3 separate regions of the Mus musculus genome follow, and all the other regions are linked to region 1. Evidence: chromatin loops called from intact Hi-C (ENCODE). Cell type or tissue: heart. All regions are shown on one strand.

Region 1 (8,000 bases):
ATATCCCGACAAGGCGGATTGGACTCTCCCGAAAAAGGTGTTTCTAAACAGGTCCACGCCCTCCTTTACCCTATTAACATTTCCTTTCTACTTCCTCTAGTGGGTGGTGAGGTAGAAGAGAGGTTAAAACACTTAAGTAAGCTTATTAAAGTAGGTTTAGGAAAATATAAGCCTACACAGGGCATCTGGAATGTTCCATGTGTGGGTTATGTTAGCAATGCTGCATTGGTGCTGGAGGACATCAGACATTTTTGTAGACTGTGCACTCTGGGGACAGACTGGGAAGCTCCTTCTCTGGGACTCTCTGACCCTGAGGACCCCAGGGCTTCTCCTGTTCAAACCTTCTCTGCAGGGTAGTTAGGAGGCTCAGGCCTGAGTGAGGCCCTGTGCTGCAGAGAAAAGAATCACAGAGAGCCAAGACATAAAAATAAAGATGGCGTCACTTCCGAGTAAAATTATGGCGCTGCAGAGATTGTTCAGAGGTGAAGAATGCTTACTGCTGTTCCAGAGGACCTGGGTTCAGTTCCAGTTCTCATCCACTTGTAACTCCAGTCTCAGAGGGGATAGGCTGCCCTCTTCTGGCAGACTGGGGAACTCCATGCTTGTGGGGCATAGACATACATGGAGGCAAAACACCATATACATAAATATATTTTTTAAAAGAATGAAAAAGAAATGAAGGGAAATAAGATTTCTGTAAAGCGACACTGCACAGTATTTGGGGGGTCACTACAGCATGTAGGAACACTTCTAAAACCTAGTGCAGGACTGTAGGGTCCCCTGCACTAGATGTACACAATGATCTTAGAAATTCAGCAAGGGAAGAAAGAAATGGACACAACTCCTCCTATAGAGTGACTCCGGATGCTACTGGTCTATGGAGCCTGTGTGTTCGTTCATTTATGCTGTTTGTGTTTGTTGTATGCCTTGTTGTAGCTCAGGTGGACCTTGAATTCTTTATTTTTAAAAGATTTATTATGTACAGTGTTCTGCCTTCATGTGTCCCTGTCCACCAGAAGAGGGCGCCAGATATTATTATAGATGGTTGTGAGCCACCACGTGATTGCTGAGAATTCAACTCAGGACCTATGGAAGAGCAGTTAATGCTCTCAACCTCTGAGTCTTTTCTCCAGTCTTGATCTTTAATTCTTGACCCTCCTGTATCACCTCATAATGCCGTGTTGTGTGTTGTGTGTGTGTTTGTCTTTGTGTGTCTATTTCACTGTGACTGGAGTGTGGTGTTGAGTAACAATCAGGTGAGGGGCCGAGGTGTAATCTCACTCAGAAGCTGTGTTCATAAGGACCCGGGAAAACCACAAACCAGAAGATTGGGGGCTGAAAGGAAAATCCCTGGCTGCTTGGGTATGAAGAGGGCATAGGCGACCACAACTCCCTGCCTTCCCCAGCATTCAAAGCTCACAGCCACTTAGGTGATCAAGAACTGGAGCCACTCTTATTCCTGTGTCCTGCTGCCCCCTCGTGGCCATGAGCCGCATCGCAGCTCTCAAGAATCTTGGAGATGGACTGGGCTCTATGTTGAATGTCCCTCCAGACTGCAGACTGCAGAGTCCAGGAACTGCTGGGCAGCTTCACAAGCCCACGAAGCTGTCCGGGTCACACTGAAGAAGGGCCACACTAAGAAGCCGGGTATCCCCTGCACAGCCCGCCACAGCAAAGCATTAGTTGTTTTTCCTTTTGTGGTTGCTGTTGCCCAGGATTTACCCCAGGGCTTCCTGCCTGTTGACTGTGTCCTCATTGAACTACACACCAGCTGAGCTTGATGTGACCACACAAAGAAAGGGCCCTGGGTTTCTCTGGGAATGCCTTCAGTCCCAGCCCTCTGGAGGGCAGATCTCTGCATTCTTCAACCACATAGCAAGTTCCAGAACACAGGGGCTATAAGGTAAAACCAGAAGCCTGGGATCCCCAGGTCTGACACCTGGAAGTGGGTGGTGGAGTAGGTGGGAAAGTTGTAACAAGTGAGAAAGGAGCATGGATGCCCAGGGCGGGGGCGGGGTGGACTTAGGCTCTCCAGCCAAGGCCCTGGGAAGTGAATGGGGTAAAGGAAATAACCTCAAATTACTTTTTTTTCCTTGACAGCGTCTTTCACCTGCAATTTCCCCCACACTGCAGATGGGACCTAGGGACGACTTCCTGCCACCGAGCTGTGTCCCAGCCTTTACTTTTAAGACGTGGTCCAGGCTGGCCTTGAACTTACTCATAACTGAAGCGGGCATTCCATCCAGTGCTTCTGGTCCCTAATTAGACAGGGTTACAGTCTGCAAACCAGCCTAGCTTTTGTTCAAGACTTGGTCAAGGTTGCCAGTCTATGGAAAAACACACCTTCAGTCCCAACACTTGGGAGGCAGAGGCAGGTGGATCTCTAAGTTCGAGACCAGCCTGGCCTACAGAGTGAGTTCCAGGACAACCAGGGCTTCACAGAGAAACCCTGTCTCAAAAACCAAACAACTTGGTCAAGCATGTACCTTCACTCTAGAACCTGTGGGCCATGACCCCTTTGGGGGTCAAACAACCCTTTCACATGGGTTGCTTAAGTCCATCAGAAAACACAGATATTTATATTAGTATTCTTTTTTTTTTTTTTTGGTTTTTCGAAACAGGGTTTCTCTGTATAGCCCTGGCTGTGCAGGCTGGCCTCGAACTCAGAAATCCGCCTGCCTCTGCTTCCCAAGTGCTGGGATTAAAGGCATGCACCACCATGCCTGGCTATATTAGTATTCTTATTTAAAAAAAAAAAAAAAGATTTATTTATCATATGTAAGTACACTGTCGCTGTCTTCAGACACTCCAGAAGAGGGAGTCAGATCTTGTTAAAGATGGTTGTGAGCCACCATGTGGTTGCTGGGATTTGAACTCTGGACCTTTGGAAAAGCAGTCGGGTGCCCTTACCCACTGAGCTATCTCACCAGCCCCTATATTAATATTCTTTTTTTGTTTTTTTTCGAGACAGGGTTTCTCTGTGTAGCCCTGGCTGTCCTGAAACCCACTTTGTAGACCAGGCTAGCCTCGAACTCAGAAATCCACCTGCCTCTGCCTCCCAAGTGCTGGGATTAAAGGCATGTGCCACCACGCCTGGCTAGTATTCTTAACAGTACAAAATCACAGTTATGAAGTAACAATGAAAATAACTTTAAGGTTGGGGTCAGCACAAGGAACTGTGTTAAAGCGTTGCAGTATTAGGAAGGTTGAGAACCACTGCTCTGGAGTCTGCAAACTCCTTACAGAGGTGAGGCAGAGGGCAGCGGGAAGGGTCTGGGTCACATGAAAATGACAGGATCTGTTTTGGAGCCAGGTCCACCCCTGCCTTGATGCATGGCTGCAGGTGTTATAGGCCCTCCATCCTCAAAGGAGCTGTAACAGCCACTTAGTGGCTGACACAATCTCAGAGGCTGTGTGGACTATTCCCATGGTATCCCTCAGGACAGCACCCAAAGCTACCACATTCCCAGGCCTTGCGACAAGTGCCACCCTCCTGGAGAGCTACAAACAGTCCCCTCCTGAGCATCTATGCCACCCCTGGGCCAGAAGCAGCAACAGACCTTGGGGTACTATCACACCCTCTTCCTGATGCCCACCAGGAACAGACTAGGTCTACAATAAACACATGCTGGAGAATTTAGAGGCCCAGGGACAAAGGAGAGGACACGGTCCCAGCACTGTTAGTACTTATTATTGCCACATAGTGAGACCCACCACGAGGTGATGTCACTGTTCCAGCAGAGCCCACAGATCAGCTACAGGGTGGCCTGCAGTGCTCTGCCCTAAGAGCTGAGGGTCAGTCAGAGCCTGGGGCGGTGGAAGCTCACAGGCTGTGAGTGAACAGCAGAGGAGCTGACCGGACTGGAAATGAAGGTCACCTCACTCAGAAACCCAGGGAGTGGCCTTGAACGCACTCTGTTGAGGCAGAGTCCTGGCAATGGAGGCTGAGAGGGGAGTGTGGAAGCCATAGAGATAAAAGGGATGGGAAAGGGGTCCCAGGTGAAAATGTGTGACACACAGAGTACACAGGAGCTTAGGGGCGGGGGAGGGGGGTCTGAATCAGAAGTTCGGCTTGTGTTTCTTCAGCTCCACCATGAGGTGATGGATGTTGATGAGCTCGGCCCTGGCCGGGAGTGCGCGGAGCTGGGGCTGAGACAGCACCCGGTGGAAGCGATGGTAGAGCTGGATCAGCTGGGTCAGCGCCCCCTGCACAGAGGAGAGTCAGGGTCAGACTCATGGTGACCTGAGCTGTCAGAGCTTCACCAGAATCTCAGGCACAGATGCTTGTTGGCCTTCAAGGCGTTTGTGTGATGCGGAGCCCAGGGGAAAGAGCGAGGAAATAGACAACCTTAGGACACAGGCAAAGGGTGGGAGTGGCCGGTCACCTGGATGATGCTGGTTCCATTTCGGAAGTTGGTAAAACTTCGCATTACATCCTGACTCAGGGACTCCACTGATGCCTTCCAGGAACTACCAAAGCCACGGATCAGCTGAGTGACTCGGGCTGACCGCCAGAGGAAAAGGTGTGTCAGAGAGCTCCAGGTCTGGTTACCGTCCACCAGGCACAGAGCAACCAGGGCTGGTGACCCAGCAAGGCCTGCCCTGGGCACATCTGTGCTCACCATCAAGCCTGGCTTTCTTGGTGTTCTTCCAGCCAAGTCTTCCTTGCTGCGTTGCCTCCCCTGTGACTCCCCACTCCCACCCCCCCACCCCCTCCACCCCCGCTCACTGTCCCTAATTCCCACTACCTACTGCACCAGGACATCAGATACCTTCCTCCCCTCGGAGCCGCTCAGCCTGCCCACGCTCAATCAAGGCTTCAGCCTCCTTCACGAATGCCACCAGACCCCCGAAGGGGGGAGACAGCAGCTCCTCAATGAACTCCTAGAGAGAAGTGCAAGCACACACAGGGTCAGACTCCTGGGAGCAAAGGACCCCCATTCTGCACAGGGACGTCTAATGACCCGCCAGACAGCAGTCTCTGTGAGCCTTCCACCTTAGGTGGTGATGTCACAAGTTGCAGGGGATGTCCCCAAGGGTTTTCTCCAGAACCAAGATCCAGTATGCTGGCTCATCAGGGAACAGTGCTTTCCACTGGTCCCCAGAACACAAGGTCGAAGAAGCAAGAAAAGAAGTTGTGACCTAGAAGTTGTGACCTCTGACCTCCATGAGCTTCAGATGTGCCTGTGTGAGCTTACATGTGCACACACACAAACAGTTCCCTGCAAAGCAGAATGCACATACACACAGGGCTATAGTGCATGCACACACACACATACACACAGGGCTATAGTACATGCACAAACACACAAACATACACACAGGGCTATAGTACATGCACAAACACACAAACATACAGAGCTATAGTGCACACACACACATACACACAGGGCTATAGTGCATGCACACACATGTGGGAAGCCGCCCCCACATTCGCCGTCACAAGATGGCGCTGACATCCTGTGTTCTAAGTTGGTAAACAAATAATCTGCGCATGAGCCAAGGGTATTTACGACTACTTGTACTCTGTTTTTCCCGTGAACGTCAGCTCGGCCATGGGCTGCAGCCAATCAGGGAGTGATGCGTCCTAGGCAATTGTTGTTCTCTTTAAAGAGGGAAGGGGGTTTCGTTTTCTCTCTCTCTTGCTTCTTACACTCTGGCCCCATAAAGATGTAAGCAATAAAGCTTTGCCGTAGAAGATTCTGGTTGTTGTGTTCTTCCTGGCCGGTCGTGAGAACGCGTCGAATAACACACACACACATACACACAGGGCTACAGTGCATGCACACACACACACATACACACAGGGCTATAGTGCACACACACACATACACACAGGGCTATCGTGCATGCACACACACACATACACACAGGGCTATAGTACATGCACAAACACACAAACATACACACAGGGCTATAGTACATGCACAAACACACAAACATACAGAGCTATAGTGCACACACACACATACACACAAGGCTATAGTGCACACATACACACATACACACAAGGCTATAGTGCATGCACACACACACACATACACATAGGGCTATAGTACATGCACACACACACATATACACAGGGCTACAGTGCATGCACACACACACACATACACACAGGGCTATAGTGCATGCACACACACACATACACACAGGGCTATAGTGCATGCACACACACACATACACACAGGGCTACAGTGCATGCACACACACACACATACACACAGGGCTATAGTGCATGCACCCACACACACATACACACAGAGCTATAGTGCACACACACACATACACACAGGGCTATAGTGCATGCACACACACACATACACACAGGGCTATAATACATGCACACACACACAAACATACACACAGAGGTATAGTGCACACACACACATACACACAGGGCTATAGTGCATGCACACACACACATACACACAGGGCTATAGTGCACATACACTCAGGGCTATAGTGCACACACACACATACACACAAGGCTATAGTGCACACACACATATACACAGGGCTATAGTACACACACACACACACACATATACAGGGCTATAGTGCGCACACATACACACAGGGCTATAGTGGATGCACACACATACACAAAAGGCTATAGTGCACACACACATACACACAGGGCTATAGTGCATGCACACACATACACACAGGGCTATAGTGCACACACACACACATACACACAGGGCTATAGTACATGCACACACATGCATACATACATGTAGCTATAGTACACACACATGCATACATAAATAGGTATAGTTCTATGTTGCTTCTAAACTATTAGTACCTTGAAAAAGTTAAATGAAATAGACTAGCAACAAGGCAGTGGGTTGTACTCATGACTGCACACAGAGGTCAGTCCAACAGCATCGCAGTCTTCCTGCTGCACCCAGGCCCTACCTGTGTCCGAGCATTGAGCAGCTGCTGGAAACTTTCCACCTCTTTGCTGTCATCAGCAGCCCGCTCCTAAGGAAGACAAGAGGAGTCAGGAGCTTGGGAACCTTCACTGTTGCCATCACTTCCCCTTCTTTCCATGATGTGGACACTGCCAGCATCCAGGGGTAAAGCGCTGAGCTCAGGCAGAGCTCACAAGCTGTAGGGACCCCCGTGGGAGGAGCAGCATTACCATCAGCACCCCGAGCATCATGTCATAGTTGTTGATCAGAAACACAAGCTGCTCCTTCCTGGAGGAGAACTCTGCAGCCACTCGGAGGACAAAATTCTCCACCTCCACCTGCACAAGCCAAATGAAAGCAGCAGGTTAGAAAGCAAGGACACAGGTCCCGTCCCTCTGCTGGCAAATATGTCCTGCCTAGCTATACCTGGAGCTGTCCCAGGAGCTGCAGCGTGCGTTCATTGGGGATCGTCTGGTTGATGCTGACAAGTGCAGAGGAGAACTCAGCATAGCGGCGTGTGATCTGGGAGCAAGAAGGGAAGGCTCACACCTGCCTGACTGGGAGATACAACCCTCAGATACCCCTGCAAGTTCTGTCACCAGTCAGAACAGATGTTGTCTGCCTAAGTTGACTCCTTCGGCAGTACCCACCCACCACTCAGTGTGACCACAGACCCCCTTATTAACCTTGCTCGCCCTTACATAGTGGGGCCGAGTGTCCAGTCCCCCAAGGCGCTGGGGGTCAGTGCTGCGGACACTCTGGACATTCATCTCCAGGATCAGCTCAAACCGAGGCCACAGCAAGGCAAGCACCTGCTCCCAGTACCTGCAGGCTTAATCAGAATCAAAGGTCAGCTGGCTGGGGGTGCAGTCTGCCCAGGGGAGTACAGCACGCTTCAGGGTGACAGTGAGTGGGTGTGCCTGATGCCAATGCTGCCCCTGGGACACATGAATGGGAATAAGGGTGAAGGGCATCAGGTGAGGGCCCAGAGTCAGGATGGAACTGTTTTCGTAACATAAGAAGCTGACCACATCCAGACACCAAGGACCAGAGCTCAGTGACCTGTCCAGGGCAGGGACGTCC
Region 2 (8,000 bases), 1.3 Mb before region 1:
AGACCGCCCTGCTCTCATCAAACTACATCCAGAAGAACTTTATGTGCTTTTCCACCCGTGGGAAGAAAACTCCCTGTAAGAGGGGAGGTAGGAGGCAGAGCCATGAGTGCTAAAAGGAGCTGCAAAGCCCCAAAGAGAGCAGTTCCAGAACTCGGACAGGGACCATGGTGTTGGTTCTTTGATGCGAGCTACATGTGGCGTTAACTAAAACCTCAAAATGGAGCACACCATCTGTGAGGCTTTTTGCTTAATTTGAAGTGGGAAGATCAATTTCTGATCCTTTTCTTTGAGATAGGAAGACACACCTGTAATCCAGAATATTTGTGTAGGAGCCCCTCCCCCTTTCTGATGTGGGCCACGCCTTCTGCTGGAAGCCTACATGAAGACATGGAAGAAGGAAAGGCTTGCTCTGTGTCTGCTTGCTCCTGCTCCTGTTATCTGTCTGAGATTCCTGCTTGTCCTCCCTTGCTCTGAATAATGACGGCAGACTTACATTTATTTATGAATGCCTACGCTTTATGCTAGGCCTTTTCCCAGCATTCTCATAATTCAGTTATCCCATTCATACTATTCTAAGTTCTGCAATGTGGCTGGTCACCTCTCCTCAGTTTCGCACATCCCACTTCCTCTGAGTCTGGGTGGCGAATCCCCCATGCTTCTCTTTTTCCTGAGTTCCTCTCTCTGCCCATAATCCTGCCTTCTACTCTCCTTTTCTAAGGACATAGGGTTTTTATTTTACCACTCAGAAGGTACTTTAGGTAGGCAAGGTAGGACAGAGACTAATCTTCACAGTGTACAACATTACTTCAACATTGACCCCCCACTTAATCCTATGAAAGGCTCTTTCTCTGACATCATCAACTGTATAAAAACAATAAGAACAAGTATAAAAACATAAGTATACAAAGTTAAGAATTTAATTACAAACACTTAATTCTTTAGTATGAATTATTATTAAGTCTTTAATTAATTAATTCGATTAATTAAATAATTAAGGAAATAAACTTTAGATTAAGAATTTAATTATTAATATTAAAAATATAAGAATTACATTCATAATGTCTCATTCATTTGTATTTGCCAATCACTGAGAAATTATTATCTATCCTATGGATCCAGTTTTTGCCTAATTCCCTTTCTATCATAACTTGAAAGTATCCACCTATAAATATCTTCCTAGACCTAAATCGTTTTCTTGAGTCCTAAACAACCTAAGCTTCCTGTGAGGCTGTAACTATGTAATCTTCCCCCCATCAGTGACCTGAGAAGGGTAAATATTCCCTGAGAAAACAGGACGTGCAGAGCAAGCATCTTCCTTCCAAAGTTACGGAAATGGCAGAGATCGCTGGCTGCCTGGACAGTCACCCAAGGTTCTCCTGCAGTCCTGGGGCATCCATCTTTGCCTACTGGCCCAGTATATGATGGACTTTTTTGTGAAGCAGGAATATTGAGGGACTTCCCTGTTATGCTTGTCGCCGGTTAGGACTGCATGCTGTCCGCAGTTGAAGCAAGGGCAGGTTTTTGGCTGGAGCCTGACTTTGCCACATTGAAGCAAACTCCATATGGAGGTTCTTTGATGCCCACCATCCTCCTTGAAGTAGAATGAGGGCACTGCCAGGCTCAGTCACGTCTCAGTGTTATGGAAAGCTGCCTGTTAATAAAACATTTTTGAATGCCACATCCTGTAGATGTCTGAGATTTTCGAAGTCCACTTATGTATCTACAGTGTATCAGAATAGGCAAGTGTTGCTTGTTTCTAGCTATCCACTATCTCTTCAACTTAGGAAATATCTACAAGGGGCTAAAGAAAGCTTATTTCTGTAATTAACATCACTAGTTCCTAACATGTCCAAAACTTTGATTGATTGACTACCCACTTGCATTTCCTAACTCTTTGCAATAGTTTCTTTCAAGGACTGGAACTTAACATTACATTTTAAATTGAGTTGCAGAGGTGCAATATCTTAAACAAGAGTTGAAACATGTGTATGTTATGTTGTAGCAAATGTAAGCTTAAATTTCTCTCAATATACAAAAATACAAACCAGTATAAAATATTTGAGACCAGTAGCTGATGCTCTTTACTCTGAAAGCAGATTCAACAACCTCCCCTCCTATCCTATTGTTCCTTTATAGTCCTTACATGGAACTTGTAGTTTCTTTGGAAAGTCAGTTATGTCAAATGATGGTTTGCTGGAGCACACAGGTGAAAGAATGTTTTGCTGAAGCAGACACATGAAAGGACCTGTGATGAAGGAGTATAACTGTGACCCCACACAGTCGGGAATGAGCAGTGAGCATGTGGTTTGTTTTGTTCTGCCTTGCTATTCTCCACTAACAGCTGGCATGTATTTGTTTGCCTTACATAGTTGTTGAGATCCACTTGTGGTAATGCCACTATTGAGAGAAACTCTCCAAAGAACTGCTCTTGAGGTTTCTGCAGCTCCTTGGTTGGTGAGCCTTGTGGTTTCTTCAGGATTGATCCACAGTTGCTGGTTCAGGCATGGTGTCTGCCTGCTGAGACTGGACTGGACTGGACTGCAGCTGTTGATTCGTATTTGGTGTTTGCCACGGAACTGAACTGCTGACAAAGATTGAGCTTGCCCCAAAAGAGCTATTGTCAAACAGGTCCACTTCCCCAATATCCTAATAACATTTCTCTTCCACTACCTCTTCTGGGTGGTGGGCAAAAGAAGATTCTAAATATTTATTAAAGTAAGTTTGAAAAAAATGTATGCCTACATAACCATTTTTTCTTTTCATCTCTTCTCCTGCTTCAACCCTAACATTGCCACACCTCCTACAGCCTTTTCAAGTAGTGTTATTCATTGATGGAGATTTAAATATATGAGCCTATGGTGGCTATTTGTATTCAAACCACAACTTTCCACTTCTAGGTCCCCATAGGCTTGTAGCAATATCATTCAGCCAAAATGCATTCAGCCCAACTTTAAAAGCCCCCATAGTCTAAAAGTCTATCACAACCTTAGCACATTATAAACTTCAAGGTTCTGAATCTCTCAGAGAGTCATGGAATCCATAAGCTGTAACCTCCTATAAAATAAAAATAAGAAATCTTATAGATCACATTCTTCCCCCACGCTATGGCACAGGATGTGCATCACCATTCCAAAATGCAAGAGAGGGAGCATCGTGAGGAGATGCTGAACCAGAGCAAGACCAGAGAGCAGCTGGGCAAACACTGCATCTCCATGTCTGATGTCAAAGCACTCTTCAGAGCTCCACCTCCTTCATCTTTGTTGACTGCAACACACTTCTCTCTCTTTGTGCCAGAGATGGGGGTTATGCATGGTCTGGACAATATGGATGTCCACTCACTATGGCTGACCTGGCTACAGCTGTTGCTGAATGCAAGACCTCCCAACAGCAAAGACCAACACTGAGCCCCAGATGTGGCACCATTCCTCAAGGTGACCAGCCAGCTACCTGGTGGCAGGCTGACCCCATGAACCAGGTCTGTCATGGGAAGGACAACACTTGATCCTTGCTGGAGCAGACGCTCACTCTGACCATGGATTTGCCTTTCCTACATGGGATGCTTCTGCTGAAGCCACCAGCAGTGAACTTACAGAATGCCTGATCCACCGTCCTGCTATTCCACACAGAGATCACGTGGTATTCTGACCAAGGAACTCACTTCACAGCAGAGAAGTGTGACAGTGGCCCATGGTCATGGAGTCCTCTAGTCTTACCATGTTCCCCACCAACCTGAGGCAGCTGGGTTGACAGAAAGATGGGGTGACTGAAGACACAGTTACAGTGCACATTAGGTGACAGAGGCCTGCAGGGCTGAGTCATGAATAGTGGGACTTTCTTGGTCCTGCCAGTGGATGAATAAAGACACAGAGACATCATCACCATCATCATCATCATCATTATTGTTATTATTAGATGCTTAAACGCTTAGCTAAGCAGAATTTATGTTATTCTTAGGTGACAAATTGTGGCCTATGTCTCCCAAGTGGCCTGTTCTTTACCTCTCTCTCACAGCCCTGGGACAGCTGTCCTTCCTCGTATAATGATGGTGAATCCTCCTGCCTCTAATCCTTTCCCCAGAGGCCCTCTCTCAGCCCTCAAGTCCCACCCTTACTCTCCTGTCTAGACATTGCCATCAGGTGAAGCAAGGGTAACAGTGTTAGGAGGGGGTAATGATGCAGATCACCGAGGGCCAATTAGATTGTCTCTCCACAATGGGGGTAAGAAGGATCATGTCTGGAGTGCAGGAGATCCTTTAGGGCTTCTCTTAGTACTACCATGTCCTGTGGTTAAAGTCAATGGGAAACTACACCAGCCTAATCCAGGCAGGATGACAAAGGGCACAGACCCTTCAGGAATGGTGATCACTCCTCCAAGAAAGGAGGTAAGACCTGCTGAGTTGTTGGCCAAAAAGGAGGAAATGCAGAATGGATAGTAGAGAAAGATGGTTATAAATATCAGTCAGGAGAGCAAAAGATTCACCCAAAGACACTGAAGAACACAGACACATGGAGCAGAGGAGCAGTTACTAACCACATGGCAGAAAATAGTGTCAAATAAATGGGAATATGTATCATGAGCTACCCAGGGAACCAGCTAAAGCTATTTGACCAAGGCTGTAGCAAATTAGATACATCTCAGAATCCTATTTCTTGAAATAAACAGACTGGGTGGAAAACATATAACAGTTTTAAATACCAGCCAAAGCCATGCGACCATTGCTGAAATGAGGATTATAAGTGGCATGTGCATTTCTGTTGTATTTGGTTAAACATGTATTTGTACAGATATTACATTTTCTTTTCTGTTTCTTTATCATACGATGTAGCTTCAATTAAGAGAATTATCAGTGGTTATCATGTTTAAATTTGAGATACTAAAGAATGTCCCTTAAGGGAACTTGAGGCATAATTTTAGAGCCTCAAATTGAAGCAGAGACCATGAGGAACACTACTTACTGACTTGTTGCTTAAGTCTTGCTCTGCCTGGTTTCTTATACCATCCACCCACAGTGGGTGGAGCCCTTCCATTCATCATCAAATGACCGGAGACCCTGGGGTCACACTGATGTGGGGAACAAAAGAAATAGAAGCTCCCATTTTGGCTAGAAAGTCACTTCCCAGCAAGGAGATGGGACAGGCTGGTACTATTAGGCTGGTATCACTAGGAAGGAATGCATAAGAGGGACATCTCTAAATCTACAGCCAAGTGGTGGGGTGTGGTGAGCCTGGTAAGCCTGGCCCCCTACTCTGACAAGAGAGGAATGGAAAGGAGAGGTGGGTCCCCAGACTTTATTCAGGACTTAGAATGTGGCCCCAGTGTCCAGAAGGAAGGAGATTGAATGCGCTAATACCATGATAATTACTCTGTGTCAGAGATGGCGGCGGTCAGGCTAAAGGAGTCTGGGCTCCCTAAGTCGTCCATGGTCAGACCACAGATATTGGCTGAAGGATGGTCAGGGATGATGTTCCCATGCCTCGGGGGATGGGGACAGTTAATACTCCAATGTCCTTTTGATGGAACCTTGGACTTGGTTTGGGTGGTTTATGAGAGTTTCATAGACCTGAGACTAATGACCCCCCTGAGCCCATCTGAAACAGGATGTGGGTGTTCTCAGGCATTGGGAGTCAGGGAGCTCCTGGGATTTTTCCTTGTCCAGCTGAGAGGCCTTAGCCATTATAAAGTATTTTGGTTTGGGGGCTTTTTTATGTCTCCCATGATCCATCTTGAAGGGTATGACTTAGTTTTCCTGCTGAGGAGTCAGGAGTCCTTTCTATACATGTTTAAATTTTGTCCTGATATCAGGGAGACTCTTGAAACTGTAGCTCATATGCAATTGGTTTCCACTGGGGTCTCAGGATCCAGGTTAGTGTATTGTAGGAGGGCCTTTGTAACGGCAGGTTAGGCATTGAGGTGGATTTTCATAGTTCTCCTGGATGACCTCTTGGGAGTTTTCATAATTTACAGCCTTAAGGGGAGCTTTATGGAGACCGGTCAGGAGGCAAGTTATGAATTGATTCCTTCCTAGGATGCCCCCTGTGGTATTGTGATTGCATTAGGGTCCTGCCTCAGCCCTATCTGCATGGGCAGCCTGTTGCTGTGGACAAAGAGAAAGCAGAGAGGCTGAAGAGGAAGAAGAGGTTCTCTGGGTTGTTGTCCTTATCGTGATTGAAAACGGTGGAAGAATTGTCTGGCTTGGGCCTCACAGCTAGGAGGAGCTCTTTTCTCCTTGATTGGTTTCTGCCATGTGATCACTTTTTAATAAAGATGGGAGAGAGGTCACATGGCAAACACCGTCCTTTCAAACCCTATCAAAGATGGCTGTCAGCAAAGATGCTCCTGTCCTGATGAGGGGACAGTGGTTGAGATGGCAACAAGCATGTGTTTCCTTTAAGAATTCTATGTGTAGACTTTAACTATTTATGCTGATGTCACAAATTTTAAGTTAACCTCTTCGTTAGAAGTTTTACTGGGATCATACTCCTCATGAAATTTAGAGAATTAACCCAAAACCTAAAGAGTCGAGATGAGCAGCCATAGTCCCCACTGTGAATAGTCTGTCCCTTTATGTTTCCTCTTCTTTCTCTGTCACACAACTGGCCTCCTGCTTTGTTCTCTCCCACTCCTGCTGCTGGGTTGGCTTCTGGCTCCCAAACTGCAACAAACTTACAGAGCCATGGATGGTAACTTAGAGGACAAGAAGTTTCCACTGTGTGAGGATGAGGGAGAGACAACGGGGTTTGGAGGAAAGAGAAATTGGGAGTAGGGAAACTTCCCATTTCCCTGATTGCTCGTAGTTATTTGTAAAGATCCTGAATAATATTGGGATCAAGGGTGCCACTGAGTGGCCATTCATTCTGTTTATCTAAGGGATATTGAGGCCAATTTTGATGGGACAGGGGAATAAATGTAGTGCTCTTCAGGTTTGGTTTCAGATGTACAGGTTGGAGGTTTCTAAGAGGCACCCAAGAGACTAAGAGGGTAGGAAAGACACTGATCCCCAGCGTGAAAAAGGGGGAGCATAATGTCCCTGCAGCCTGTTGTCATGGGTGCCCCCAGACTCAGGGAGAACACAATGAGAACCAAGCTGTTCAGTGGGTCATCACCACAACTCAGCAGCCACCAGCTTAGCCTGGGTAAGCTAAGGAGTCTCGGTGCCTGGTACCAGGACTTTCGCAGAAGCCAGAAGTAGAATGAGAACCAAGCTCTCCTAGAGGGTCTTGTCTAGAGGAAAGGGTTGGGAATGCAGTCTCAAAAGTCACAAGGGTCTAGGGACATTGTGGAATTTACAGGCAGCTCCAAGAGTGGTAGATAGGGCAGGAAAGGTCACAGGAGCCCAGCAGGGTCTCAGGAAGCTGCAGGGTTGCAGCTCTGAGGGTGGAGGGATGGAGTCAGGACCAGAAAAGTCACAGGAGCCCAGCAGGGACTAAGGAGACTGCACCTAAAACCACCAGGGACTAGAGGAGCCATGGGATAGGCAGCTCTAAGGGGAAGGTGAGCAAGGGCAGGTAGAGGCGCCATGGCCCAGAAGACCTAAGGGAACTGCAGAATAGAAGCTCCAATGGTGGGAGAATGGGGGCAGGTGATGAGGGCCAACTCTAGCCTTAAAGACTAGCTGGAGGTACCTCCACCTCAAAGAGTACCAGAGGGGTGCTGGATACTCAACGGTCACTTCCTCAGAGTTGGGGAAGCCTTTACACTGACCAGAAGTTGTAGGGTTTTTTTTTTCACGATAATTTTTTTTATTGGCTATTTATTTCATTTACATTTCCAATGCTATCCCAAAAGTCCTTTACACGCTCCCCCACCCACTCCTCCACCCACCCACTCCCACTTCTTTGCCCTGTCATTCCCCTGTACTGAGGCATATAAAGTTTGCACGACCAATGGGCCTCGGTTTTGATTTTTCTAAACCTACTTTCAATAAGGGTTCTTAAATGCTGTAACCTCCCTTCTAGCCACCCACCCACCATAGGAAGTGGAAAAGAAAAGTTCTCAGGATA
Region 3 (8,000 bases), 1.3 Mb before region 1:
TGGCCCTGGAGCTCCCATCCCAAGCTCAGCCCCAGCTTCTGCTGTGGGGAACTTACATAAGTGTGGCTAGTGAGCAGGTCAGGCCGCTTATGGAACCTGTGGAGAGAGAAGAAGCTGGTCTCCCTGGCCAGTGCATTGTCCCCAATGAAATGTACATCTCTTTGCCTACAGCTACTTGAAAAACAAGGTAACATTCATTTGTCTGACACAGAAACACCTGGAGTCCTCTAGCCTACTGACATTGCTGTTTTTCTGTGTATCCACATTGTTCTCCGGTTCTGCAACATTGCAGCGAAGAGGGACGTCCCTGCCCTGGACAGGTCACTGAGCTCTGGTCCTTGGTGCCTGGAGGCGGTCAGCTTTTTATCTTATTCAAACAACTCCGTCCTGACTCTGGGCTCTTCCTCACCTGATGCCCTTCACCCTTTTTCCCATTTGTGTGTCCCAGGGGCAGCATTGGTGTGGGGCACAACCACTCACTGTCACCCTGAAGGGTGCTGTGCTCCCCTGGGCAGACTGCACCCCTGCCAGCTGACCTTTGACTCTGATTAAGCCTGCAGGTACTGGGAGCAGGTGCTTGCCTTGCTGTGGCCTCGGTTTGAGCTGATCCTGGAGATGAATGTCCAGAGTGTCCGCAGCACTGACCCCCAGCGCCTTGGGGGACTGGACACTCAGCCCCACTATATAAGGGCGGGCGAGGGTAACAAGAGGGTCTTGTGGTCACACTGAGTGGTGGGTTGGGTACTGCCAAAGCAGTCAACTTAGGCAGACAACTCCTGTTTTGCCTGGGGCCAGGCGTTTCAGGGACAGCTGAGGTTGTGTCTGCCAGGCAGGCAGGTGTAGGCCTTTCCTTTTTGCTCTGAGATCATTCTCGTCGTCAGCCCTGGGCAGGCCTTGCTGGTTCAGCCCTGGTTGCTCTCTGACACACCTTTTCTTCTGGCAGTCAGCCCGAGTCACTCAGCTGATCCGTGGCTTTGGTAGTTCCTGTAAGGCTTCTGTAGAGTCCTTGAGTCAGGATGTAACGTGGAGTTTTACCATCTTCTGAAATGGAACCAGCATCATCCAGGTGTCTGGCCACTCCCACCCTTTGCCTGTGTACCATGGTTGTCTGTTTCCTCGCTCTTTCCCCTGGGCTCTGCATCACACGATTGCCCTGAAGGCCAACAAGCATCTGTGCCTGAGATCCTGGTGAAGCTCTGACAGCTCAGGTCACCATGAGTCTGACCCTGACTCCTCTGTGCAGGGGGCGCTGACCCAACTGATCCAGCTCAACCATGGCTTCCACCGGGTGCTGTCTCAGCCCCAGCTCCGAGTACTCCTGGCCAGGGCCGAGCTCATCAACATCCATCACCTCATGGTGGAGCTGAAGAAACACAAGCTAAACTTCTGTTTCGGACCTGCCGGGACCCTAAGCTCCCGTGGACTCTCAGTGGGTCACACACTGTCACCTGGGACCTCTTCCCATCCCTTTTGTCTCCACGGCTTCCACACACCGCACTCAGCCTCCATTGCCAGGACTCTGCCTCAACAGAGTGCACCCAAGGCCACTCCCTGGGCTTCTGAGTCAGGTGACCTTCATTTCCAGTCCAGTCAGCTCCTCTGCTGTTCACTCACAGCCTGTGAGCTTCCACCGCCCCAGGCTCTGACTGACCCTCAGCTCTTAGGGCTCAGCAGTTCAGGCCACCCTGTAGCTGATCTCTGGGCTCTGCTGGAACAGTGACATCACCTAGTGGCAGGGCTCACTCTGTGTCAATAATAAGTACTTACAGTGCTGGGACTGTCCTCTCCTTTGTCCCTGGGCCTTTGAGTTCTCCAGCATGTCTTTCTTGTAGACCTAGTCAGTTCCTGGTGGGCGTCAGGAAGATGATGGGATAGTACCCCGATTTCTGTTGCTGCTTCTGGCTGATGGGTGGCATAGTTTCTCAGGAGGGGACTGTTTGTAGCTCTCCAGGAGGGTTACACTTGCTGCAAGGCCTGGGAATGTGGTAGCTTTGGGTGCTGTCCTGAGGGCTACCATGGGAATAATCAACACAGACTCTGAGGTTGTCTGTGTCAGCCTCTAAGTGGCTGTCACAGCTCCTTTGAGGATGGAGGGCCTGTAACACCTGCAGCCATGATCGAGGCAGGGGTGGACCTGGCTTCAAAACAGATCCTGTCATTTTCATGTGACCCAGACACTTCCTGCTGCCCTCTGCCCCACCTCTGTAAGGAGTTTGCAGACCAGAGCAGTGTTTCTCAATATTCCTAATACTGCGACCCTTTAATTCCTGGTACTAACCCCAACCTTAAAGTTATTTTCAGTGTTACTTCATAACTGTAATTTTGCTACTGTTTTCTGATGGCCTTAAGCAACCCCTGTGAAAGAGTTGTTTGACCCCCAAAGGGGTCATGACCCACAAGTCCTAGAGTGAAGGTACATGCTTGACCAAGTTGTTTGGTTTTTGAGACAGGGTTTCTCTGTGCAGCCTTTGTTGTCTTGGAACTCTGTAGACCAGGCTGGACTCGAACTTAGAGACCCACCTGCCTCTACCTCCTAAGTGCTGGGACTGAAGGTGTGTGTCTCCACAGCCTGGCAACCTTGACCAAGTCTTGAACAAAAGCTAGGCTGGTTTGCAGACCTGTAACCCTGGCTAATTAGGGACCAGAAGCACTGGATGGAAAACCTGCTTCAGTTACAGAGTAAGTTCAAGGCCAGCCTGGACCACGTCTTAAAAGTAAAGGCTGGGACACAGCTCGGTGGCAGGAAGCCGTCCCTAGGTCCCATCTACAGCGTGGGGGAAATTCCAGGTGAAAGATGCTGTCAAGGGAAAAAAAGAGTAATTTGAGGTTATTTCCTTTACCCCATTCACTTCCCAGGGCCTTGGCTGGGGGCCTAAGTCCACCCAGACCCCGTCCCAGGCATCCATGCTCCTTTCTCACTTGTTACAACTTTCCCACCTACTCCACCACCCCCTTCTAGGTGTCAGACCTGGGGATCCCAGGCTTCTGGTTTTACCTTATAGCCCCGGGTGTTCTGGAACTTGCTATGTGGTTGAAGAATGCAGAGATCTGCTCTCCTGAGTTTTGGGATTGAAGGCATTCCCAGAGAAACCCAGGACCCTTTCTTTGTGTGGTCACATCAAGCTCAGCCGGTGTGTAGTTCAGTGAGGACACGGTCAACAGGCAGGAAGCCCTGGGGTAAATCCTGGGCAACAGCAACCACAAAAGGAAAAACAACTAATGCTCTGCTGTGGCGGGCTGTGCAGGGGATACCCGGTTTCTTAGTGTGGCCCTTCCTCAGTGTGAGCTGGACAGCTTCGCGGGCTTGTGAAGCTGGCCAGCAGTTCCTGAACTCTGCAGTCTGCAGTCTGGAGGGACATTTGACATAGAGCCCAGTCCATCTCCAAGATTCTTGGGAGCTGCGATGCGGAGCACGGCCGCCAGGGGGCAGCAGGACACAGGAATAGGAGCGGCTCCAGTTCCTGATCACCTAAGTGGCTGTGAGCTTTGAATGCTGGGAAAGGTAGGGAGTTGTGGTCGCCTATGCCCTCTTCATACCGAAGCAGCCAGGGATTTTCCTTTCAGCCCCAAATCCTCTGGTTTGTGGTTTTCACGGGTCCTTATGATCTTCGGACTGAAACACAACTTCTGAGCGAGATTACACCTCGGCTCCTCTCTAGATTGTGACTCAGCACCAACTCTCCAGTCACAGTGACATAGACACACACACACCATGGCATGCTGAGGTGAGGCATGAGGATCAAGTTGTAGGTGGGAAAGGTCAGGACTGGAGAGATGACTCAGAGGTTGAGAGCATTAACTGCTCTTCCAAAGGCCCTGAGTTGATTTCTCAGAAATCACGTGGTGGCTCACAACCATCTATAATGAGATCTGGCGCCCTCTTTTGGTGGCTATAGACATATGCAGGCAGAACACTGTGTACATAATAAATTTTTAAAATAAAATAAAGAATTCAAGGTCCACCTGAGCTACAACAAGGCATACAGCACAAACAGCATAAATGAACGAACACACAGGCTCCATAGACCAGTAGCATCAGGGGCCACTCTGTAGAAGGAATCACCCTTCCCTGGCTGATTCCCTAAGATCATTGTGTACACATCATTAGATGTACACGCCTACTGCAAGGGTCCCTAGAGTGCTGATCTAGGTTTGGAGGTGTTCCTATGCGCTGTAGTGACCCCCAATACTGTTCAGGTATCTCTTTCTTTACAGAAATCTTATTTCCCTTCATTTATTTTTCATTCTTTTAAAAAATATTTTTATTTATATGGGTGTTTTGCCTCCATGTATCTTGCGCGCGCTCAACTGGCCAGGAAGAACGACGCTGCAACAGGATCCTTCTGCACACGTTTATTGGGAGAGCTTGATTGTAGAGGCGAAAAGACCTCGAGCCCAGAACTGGTGCTGCTTTTATAGGCCTAGGAGAGGCGTGTCTCACACCCGGATTGGTTATGCACTATGCCTCATTTGCATGTTCCTCATCTGATTGGCTACTCTCTCTCAGTACCTCACAGAGCCTCATTATCATAACTCATTTGCATGTCTCACATCTGATTGGTTACTCTCTCTCAGTACCTTACAGAACCTCATTATCATACCTCATTTGCATGTCTCACATCTAATTGGTTATACTCTCAGTACCTTACAGAACCTCATTATCATGCCTGGGCCAGGCAGTGTCTTTGCAAAAAACTTTACTGCATATGTACACATTGGTTGTTTGTCCAATTTTATGCGTGGTGGCCAGCAGTAGTCAGTGCCACTCAGCAACGGCACATGTGGCTTCCCACACATGTATGTCTGTGCCCCACAAGCATGGAGTTCCCCAGGCCGCCAGAAGAGGGCACCCTACCCATCTAAGGCTGAGTTACAAGTGGATGAGAACTGGAACTGAACCCAGGTCCTCTGGAACAGCAGTGAGCATTCTTCACCTCGGAACAATCTCTGCAGCTCCATAATTTTATTCGGAAGTGACACCATTTTTATTTTTATGCCTTGGCTCTCTGAGATTCTTTTCTCTGCAGCACAGGGCCTCAGTCAGGCCTGAGCCTCCTAACTCCCCTGCAGAGAAGGTGTGAACAGGAGAAGCCCTGGCTTCCTCAGGGGCACAGAGTCCCAGAGAAGGAGCTTCCCAATCCGTCCCCACAGTGCTCAGTCTACAAAAACGTCTGATGTCCTCCAGCACCAAAGCAGCATTGCTAACATAACCCAGGCATGGAACATTCCAGATGCCCTGTGTAGGTTTATATTTTCCCAAACCTACTTTAATAAGCTTACTTAAGTGTTTTAACCTCTCTTCTAGCTCACCACCCACCAGAGGAAATAGAAAGGGCAAAGGAGCGTGTGGACCTGTTTAGAAAGAGTTCTTATGGAGAGTCCAGTCTGCATTGTCAGGATATCAGCAGGTGAGTGCACATGAATCAGCGATACCAGTTCAATCCAGAAGAAACTTTGAGATTGCACCGATCAGCCTGAGTCTGCAGAAGCAGGAAGAAGATGCCAGAACATCACCAGAAGTTCTTTGGTTAGTTTCTCTCTACAAAGTCCTGAGAAACGATCAGCAAAGAAGGCAAGGCTAACCAATGCCACAGCGTTGTCTGGGAAGAACGAAGACCAGCAAAGCGTGGCAAGGTGAACCAATGCCGCACAGTGTCGTCTGTGGTCTATTGGGTGATATTTATACCCTATCCAAACATCATGTGTTCTCTCAAGAGGGCATCTCTGAAGCTCTGGCAAAACATCGCCTGCCCCTTTTCCAGGCAGTTTCCAGAAAAGCACCATGAGTTTTTCTTCAGCAAATAAATCCTCCCAAAAGAGAATTTCAAAAAAAAAAAATCACACAACACAACTGAGTCTCCAGAGAAACCAGAAATTTCCTCTTGAGACCTGGTTCTCCTAGATTTAGGTCCTCAGATCAGGGGGTTGCATTGCCAAAGTGCTTCTTGTACACCACACATATCTGTTTTTTAACAGATAGTCTCTAATTCCATCTTTATCCTAAAGCTTTAGTAAGGACCTTTGCAATAACAAAGAGCTGTTGTCAGCTGACTGGTTTTCACACATTGGGAATGTGTCTCAGTGACTTGAGTGCCTACCGTGTATAATATAGGTCCCAGATTCCATTTCTCAACACTTCCAAAAAACAGGGTTGTGGCACCAATTCGGGATGGTGAGGTGACTCTGGTAGAGGTGCTTGCCACTGAGTCTGACCACCTAAGTTCAGTCCCCCAGAACCCACGTGGAAAGAGAGAACTGGATCCCCAAGGTTGTCTTATGACTCCCTCTGCCCCCAACACATACCACAGATGGAGAATGGCCTCATTCACACACGGTACACATAAAGCAATAGTATAAATACATAACACATAAAAGAGTTTAAAATCTCTGTGATTATCCTTGCATGGGATGCCCTTCAGTCCTCCTGGCTGCTTCTCATCACAATGTGGGTTTTGGACACAGGTAAGTCTGGAGGAAAACTGGACATATCTTTTACATACTTGTCCTTATACATAACTGTCCTTATGACCTTCAATATGAAATCATCATGATTCCTTTTTTATTTTATTACATTGATTTAATAATTATGTGTAGGGATGTGCATGTCGTGATGGCTATGTGATGCTGAGAGGATAACTTACAGGACTCAGGTGTCTCCACTCTCCTTGTGGCTTCCATGGATCAAACTCAGAGAGCCAAGCTTGGTAGCAAGAACCTTTATTCTCTGAGCCACCCTTCCTCTTCCTTTCTTCTCTTCAGAAGTCAGACCCTGGAGTCTTCTAGAAGAAAAGCCACTTCCGGGAATACAATGGCTACACAAGTGCTTGGGGATGCAGTGGAGAGAGGCTTCTACTTAAAGCAGAGGCGCTGGCCTGCAAGCCCCACATGGACCCCACAGAGACCAGGCTCTGTTCACCTGCAATGGGCGGCTCACACTGCCAAGCCTGAGTGCAGGACTCTCATCTGTTAAGTATAGACTTTGCCTCTCCCCTCAGGATCTGTCTTCTCAGCCCTGTGCTGAGACACAGATTCCTTGTGTTAATTCCTAGAAGTCCGTGGCTTCAGGTGGGTAGGTATATATACATATATACATATATATATGTATATATATGTGTGTGTGTGTATTTAAAACAAGGATCTTCATTCTGAGTCCTGAGTTTGTCTCTGTGGACCTGGGACATTGTCTCAGCACAGGAGACCCCCTTGTCCACTGAAGAGAGACCCCTGTGCAGACCACAGACAGCAGGGCACTGATCCCTGTCTCCACTGGACTTCTCTGTGTCTGCACTTCCATGGTGCAGTTGCTTTAGTGACTCAATCACAGAAGGAGAGGAACTGTCACCAACTATAACACAGAATAAGGATGATAGTGTGGTAGAAGTTATGTAATCTCTGACCCTCTCCCTTCCTCCCTGACCTTCACTCACACTTTTGAGCTGATGAGGTGAGGGACATGAATGTCACAGGAGTGGGGGACACTGTTTCTGATAACAGAGTTGGCCCCAGAGTTCCTCAGGCCTGTGCAGTGTGGACACTGGAAGAAAGATGATTCTCATGCCAGAGAGCACACAGGGTTTCATCCCTGATCAGTAGTGTGGGAGAAGATTAAATTTACCCATCCCCCCACCCCAAAAAAAAGATTTTAAAAAAAGCCGGGCGTGATGGCACACCCCTTTAATCCCAGCACTCAGGAGACAGAGGCAGGCAGATTTCTGTGTTCAAGGCCAGCCTGGTCTACAGACTGAGTTCCAGGACAGCCAGGGCTACACAGAGAAACCCTGTCTCTGAAAACAAACAAACAAAAAAAAATTACCCATTTCATGATTCTGTGGAAAGAAGAGCAGAGATGGGTGGGGACTCCTGAAGAGAGTCACTCATCACACAGAGCAACAAACGTCTGTGACCACAGGTGTGAACTACAGTCACCTCCCCATGCAGATCTCCACAGCAGCCCTCCAGTGTCACCAGGATTCAGCAGACCCTGTCTCCCTGAACCCCTC

The links. Hi-C counts contacts between places; a loop is a spot of excess contacts. Peaks named below come from ENCODE experiments on the same cell type or tissue, not always from the same donor. Only the 100,000 strongest peaks of a DNase experiment are listed, where the experiment ranks them.
Region 2: it touches region 1 in a loop (9-fold over the local background); 15 of 42 quality-filtered maps call a loop at or near these places.
Region 3: it touches region 1 in a loop (32-fold over the local background); 15 of 42 quality-filtered maps call a loop at or near these places.

The regions. Positions count from the first base shown.
Region 1 is chr17:33,962,165-33,970,164 of GRCm38, reverse strand. It overlaps Vps52 (VPS52 GARP complex subunit), which reads right to left. Exons shown (of 20, transcript NM_172620.4): 13 at 7,980-8,000; 14 at 7,619-7,742; 15 at 7,344-7,439; 16 at 7,148-7,255; 17 at 6,922-6,987; 18 at 4,773-4,884; 19 at 4,386-4,504; 20 at 3,127-4,206. The coding sequence ends at 4,060. Among named protein-coding and RNA genes, the nearest start is that of Gm23111, 6.5 kb to the right of the region's middle. In heart, CTCF peaks have their summits at 976 (motif pointing right) and 1,504 (motif pointing left); DNase peaks (open chromatin) are centred at 1,484 and 4,904.
Region 2 is chr17:35,287,891-35,295,890 of GRCm38, reverse strand. No RefSeq gene overlaps it. Among named protein-coding and RNA genes, the nearest start is that of H2-Q1, 29 kb to the left of the region's middle. In heart, no CTCF peak of the experiment used is centred here; no DNase peak of the experiment used is centred here; H3K27me3 peaks cover 2,849 bases.
Region 3 is chr17:35,297,593-35,305,592 of GRCm38, reverse strand. It overlaps the pseudogene Gm18734. Among named protein-coding and RNA genes, the nearest start is that of H2-Q1, 19 kb to the left of the region's middle. In heart, a CTCF peak has its summit at 3,405 (motif pointing right); a DNase peak (open chromatin) is centred at 3,412; H3K27me3 peaks cover 943 bases.